2 separate regions of the Homo sapiens genome follow, and region 1 is linked to region 2. A link is an interaction called in ENCODE POLR2A ChIA-PET data of the cell type or tissue named here. Cell type or tissue: PC-3. All regions are shown on one strand. Each heading gives the region's core, and the rest is flanking DNA. Links, peaks and the distances in the headings are about the cores only.

Region 1 (2,932 bases), core at 307-2,806, 66 kb after region 2:
GTGATTTGAGTTTTTATCTCCTTTTATGGGCCTGTTTAATTTCTGTAAAGGAGCTTTGAAATTAAGCAAAATAGAAAGGGAAATAGTAATTTGGATAATCAGTCCCAAATAAACAAGAATTGCTAATTGCATTTCTTGTACACAACTAGGAGTAAATTCAAAAACTGAAAGTAAATTGGACATGATGCTCAGAGAGTATCCTTGAGCATGAGTAACTAAAATTAACCAGAATTTTAAATAAACTGGGGACTCCTAGACTTCTGAAGACATGAATGAGGCTATTAGAACTCTCTTTCTCCTACTCATCCATTAGCAATGTCGGGAACAGTTCATAAAAGATTAATGTTTAAATGCTTAAGAATATATATTTGAATACCTTGAAAACACCAAGCAATGCTTTTTAAATTAATTGATAAGTCATTTTATACTTGTGATGTAGACTTAGACTTTTTTGTAGTAACAAGCCAGAAAACATCTATCCTTCTGAGAGATAATATGTGAAAGAATTGTAGAAGAAATGAGAAAGATGATTAGTAATCCTGTATTGCTTCTTGAGACAGCAATTCTCTCGTAAGTGGAAACTTAGGCAAGCATCAGTGATGAGAAATAGATACATTTTACTCTTTACTTCATGGTTGAGAAGTGCCTGTAATTCACCTTTCAAATAAGAGGCAACATGTATAGCATAATCCCACAGTATTATGAAATTTTGGAGGTGAAAGGGACCTTGATGTATCGGTAAGCTATTGCTCTATAACAAGCCATTCCCAAAACTCAGTGGTTTAAAACATTTATTATTGTTCAAGCATCTACAGATTAGCTAAGGGTAGGCTGAGCTCATCTGGGGTGATTCTGCTCCATGTGTTTCTCATTCTCCATAAACCACAAACAAAATAATAATAATAATAATAATAGTATTTTTTTAAGTTCTCACTTGTTGAAGGCTTACTATGTGCTAAAAGCACTTTAAAATGTTATCTCCTTTACTTCTCACAAAAACATTATGAGGTAGGTACTACTAATATCCTAATTTCACAGATGAGGAAACAAAGAAGGAATTTCCCCAAGCTCAAGAAGCTACTGTATGGTGAACCTGGAGCACACAGATGAAGGTCTACCTGACACTAAACTTTATGTTCTTAATCATTCTGTTATATTCTGTTTCATGAAATTTACTATTCCATTTTCAGAGAGTTCTAACCACTAAGAAGTTATTCTTATATTCAGTGAAATGATTTTCTCTATAACTTTTAATCACTGATCTTAATTTGGCCCTTGAGTACATACAGGATAAAGATAATAATCATAAATTAAATGATATAGTAAAAGTGCCTGACAAACAGAATGTGTTCCACAAAAATTAATCTAAGTCAGCCCCACAATAGGCATAACAGTCGTTAATAAAATGTTCAACCGGGCAGGGCCAGAATTATTTGCAGTTTTACCCAGTTGGCACTTATCCTATTATACAGAAAACTATCCAACCTAGGATAAATACAATGTTTAAGTCCAGATATACTGTGTCTATAACATTTCCTTTATCTATCAGCCTAGTAATCTTGTCAAAAAGGAAATGAGCCCTAGATTGAATAAGCAACAGACAATTAGAATTTAGAGGGTAGAGAGGAGGTAAGGGAACATTAAATAATGCTTTTTAAAATTAATCAGCATATATTTTATTAATAAGCAAGCAGGCAAAACCTAGTAAATGTTGACTTTCTTTCTATTTGGAAAAAATTTAATTTGTTCAAAGGTAAACTTTTGTTTATATTATAGGTTTACCTAAGCTGATGAGAGAACTGAGTACATAATACCTATTGAGGATAATAAACTTGTTAAAAGATGATTTTCAAAATGACAAAATACAAATATTAAAAGAGCATATGTGAAAATTTTTATTTAACTCATTAATTAATGAAGGACCCTGTAAGATATTACAAGCTATTCAAAAAAGAATAGAAACAGTCATATGTAGGCAAGCAGGAATGTTGAAGTAAATGTGCTAATATGTGCAAATTAATAGATCCTATAGGTACTAAATTGTAATGTTTGGAATCATCTTTTCTACAGAGAGGAAATCAATTATATCTCTATGATAAAATTCATTAGCATGTCTATGGAAAAGAATAATTTGCATTTTACTGTCAGTCAATTTTTTACAACTTCCTGAGTTGTAAAATAGCTCAGTCAAGGGCAGTCCAAAGCACAGGTTCCAACAGAATCAGATAACCTTACCTTGGAGAGTAAGCCAGACAGTGTCAGACGTTCCAGAACACCCAGAATTGTGCCCATTCAAAATTCTTCACTAGTCTTCCTGACAAAGTTTCTAGAAGAACATCAAGGAGAAAAACTGGGGGAAGTGCTGATTACATGAAAATGTACACTGGTTGAAACGTTTTACAATTTTTTAAAAACATATTATTTGAGACTCTTTGAGAAAAAAGATAATCCCGGAAAATCATGAAATTATTTTTTTTTAATTTTTTTGTCACATCCTTCAAATAAACTGTTAATCATGATATACAAGGTCAGATGGAAATTGAAAAAAGGAAAAATTAACGTTTTTTAATATACCCTCCCATTTGTCTGCCAAAATTGTATTTAAAAGTAGTGTTATATAATTAATGATATTTTATATTTTCAGATGATTGCTAACAAGCCAAAGAAAAAAATTTCCCTGATCGTATTTGGAATTAAAAAAATCATTGATTGAATGAACTAGTAATATTTTATTTAGCATTTCCTTGTATTTAGAGTGGTAAGAATTTCTATGTCAGCTCTGTCCTCTGCATTGACAAATCAGAAGGTCCTGAATCCTCTTTACTCTGTTATGAGATCATAAAAAAGAAATTAAAAGTCAATTGCTCTCCACTGAAAATCCTAGAATTGAGAATCAAGGAATAATCTTCTCTTCCAACCAAAGTCCCTGTGT
Region 2 (2,932 bases), core at 282-2,781:
AATTACATGTCAAAATATTTAATACTAAAATTATGCTCATAATTCCATTCCTCAAACTTTTTTTTTGGCAAACAAGCAGATGTGCTCCCTGCCCTCAAGGAGTTACAATATACCAAGGAAGACTGCCCTTCAACAATTATTTCCAATGGATGAGCATTAAAAGGGACGATGGCCCTGAAGCATGACAGCATGAAGCAAGGCTGTCTATTCATCAGAAAATGATCAAGGAAGGCCTGCCCCACTCCACCCCCACCCCCAAAAAATGGCATTTGAGGCAAGACCTCGGCATTTCAGGTAAAAGCAGTAACATATATGAAGGCCTAGGGGCAAAATAAAATGTAGCTGTTTAAGAAACTAAAATAAGTTCAGTTTGGATAGAGTATATACAGAATTTATTACGTGAATTTTTAATTCAGTAAGCATTTATTTGCTATCAAGCAGCAATGCTAAGTACAGAGGATATAAAGATGGCTAAGCATACAGTATAGTACCATTCAAAAACTCTCACTAAACAATACCTTACATTTCAACATACATTTATATGTGCACATAAAAGTATTTAAAATTGAATATTTATATTGTTTTAATTGTTTAATAACCACTCATATGTTACTTGTGTAATTATTAAAGTATACCAAAAGAGGGAAGAAAGCAGCATCAAAATGCTAGCAGTGGTTAATTCTATATGCTAGGAATGGAGACGATTACTATTTTCTTCTTTGAATTTTTGCTGGTTTCTAAAACAGAAAGATGGTATCTGCCCTAGGAAGTCACTATGATATACAGATAATACGGGGTAACACTAGTGTTAATTTCTATCCCATCACAATGAACAAACCACACTCTCACCCCAATCTCTGCTGCTCTAAGTAGTACAAATAACACTGAGCAAGATTCTTTCCTGTTTATGCAGCAATCAATATATTTAACTGACTATAATGTTGTTTATGTAGCCAGTGCAGGCTATCTATATTTCTGGAAACTTCTGGAAAGTTCTGTCAAATATTCGCTACTTTTATTTTAAGAGGCACAGAATGGAAACATGTCTTCTCTTTGCTGTTCATCATGCCCTGCATGCATGGACCTTCACAAAACAGCTGAGGATACCTGCAGGACAGAAACGGAATGCTTCCAAATATGATGCCACAGCTATCTTAGTTATAAGGTAGTATGCATGATTAAAATGTAAATTAAGGGGGAAACATTAATAAAAGTTGCATTAAATTCACATTTCCTGAATTGTGAGCCTCCTCTTCTTTTCCAGTAATGCTCTCCTACATTACTTCTACTCCATGTAGTCACTGGTCCCCAAAAAGGAGCATGGTAATGAGACTCAGGAGACCTGAGGTAGATATCTGTCTCTGTCTATAACCAGTTCCATGACTTTGAACAAGTCACTTCTGGCCTGTTTCCTCATGTGTGACAAGAAGGGGCTTATTTGGGAGGCCAAGCAAGAGGGTCACTTCAGGTCAGGAGTTCGAGGCCAGCCTGAGCAACACAGCAAGACTTCCATCTCTAAAAATTTAAAAATTAGCAAGGCATGGTAGCATACACCTGTAGTCCTATCTACTTGGGAGGCTGAGGTGGAAGGACTGCTTGAGCTAAGGAGTTTGAGACTGCAGTGAGCTATGACTGTGCCACCACACTACAGCCTAGGTGACCAAACAAGACCCTGTCTCCAAAAAGGGGGGGGGGGTAGATTTAATATCTAAGGTTCTTTCTAAGCCAGAATTCTTTATTTCTATAACTTTTTATTGTCTTTTAACTGTTTCTTAAGAACTTTGGCAGATACTAAAACAAACACTGAGATCACTATTGACTAAGAAAAAGTGAGTTGCCTTTATGGTTTGAGACTTTTTTAAGTATTGAAAATAAAAGAGAATTAACTTTTTTTAAACAACTGGTTAAAAGACCCAACAGTGAGGGAGCTGAAACCAGTGCCAATGATGTAAAAGAACATTTTAAATATAGATAAAGACCTGAACACCGTTGCTCTTTCACTTCTCATTTCCACAACCTGACTGCTGACCAGAGCATTGCTACCATCGCCTGCACAACAAAGTCAGGGCAAGTGTTTTTCTGAGAGATTATAAAGGAGCATGTGGGAGATGTCTCAATCTGATATGTGCTGATCCTGCTCCAAGCCAAGGAAGCAAGAGCAATAAAAGCTACCCTGGAAACAAGGTACAAGTGGTTGCTATTTTCAGAGGCTCAAAAGAAAACGCTCAATTCAGTCCTGTTTTATCTGAATTGTGAGGGGCACCTATATTTCATAATAATAAAACACTGTTAAAAGCTTCTATCATGTAAATACTAAAGAAGCCATTCATACATGAAGAAATGAACACAACATTTCTATGTTGTCATATCCAATAATTTTCTTAAAGTTTTATGGCATTCACATATTGGCAAAGTTAATGCACCTCCTTGTCTATGTAAATTGCCAAAGAATCATTCAGATGATCCGGTCTTTTGTTCACACCTTAAATGTTTAAAACCACCACAGTAATAAGTACCTAGCCCCGACTTCCTCTGGGAAAATTTCATCTAAGCAATAACAATCAGGTACTAAAATCACCCCCAGCAAAAAGGGAATAATTTTTATCAGTTACCTCATTCTTCTTGTAACTATGGAAGTCACTGAGGTTCAAAACACTGCTCCTGAGAAAATTATTGCTTAAAATTGTAAGTACACCCAGTTCATTGTTGAAGTGCTTAAACTGAGAATATTTTTTAAATAAGCTTTCAGAATCAAGTGAAACCATATTTGCCACCTGGCATACAGCACTTACAAGTGAGAGTTTCTTGGTGATGCTGACCTCAACCACATAACAACCCACACTGTAAATTTCTCTCCTTCCCGTAACAACTTGTGGCTTGATCATGCATTAATTCATCTAAAATTGTTCTTAAGCCTGCTTATATTTTAGCT

Evidence for each region. Peaks named below come from ENCODE experiments on the same cell type or tissue, not always from the same donor. Only the 100,000 strongest peaks of a DNase experiment are listed, where the experiment ranks them.
Region 1: POLR2A ChIA-PET joins it to region 2 with 10 read pairs; 4 of 35 experiments call an interaction of 5 or more read pairs at or near these places.

The regions. Positions count from the first base shown.
Region 1 is chr7:111,591,340-111,594,271 of GRCh38, forward strand. No RefSeq gene overlaps it. Among named protein-coding and RNA genes, the nearest start is that of IMMP2L, 30 kb to the left of the region's middle. In PC-3, for the core only: no CTCF peak of the experiment used is centred there; no DNase peak of the experiment used is centred there.
Region 2 is chr7:111,525,738-111,528,669 of GRCh38, forward strand. All of the region lies in intron 1 of IMMP2L (inner mitochondrial membrane peptidase subunit 2), which reads right to left. Among named protein-coding and RNA genes, the nearest start is that of IMMP2L, 35 kb to the right of the region's middle. RefSeq lists enhancers at 1,474-1,543, 1,864-1,913. In PC-3, for the core only: no CTCF peak of the experiment used is centred there; no DNase peak of the experiment used is centred there; H3K27ac peaks cover 1,049 bases.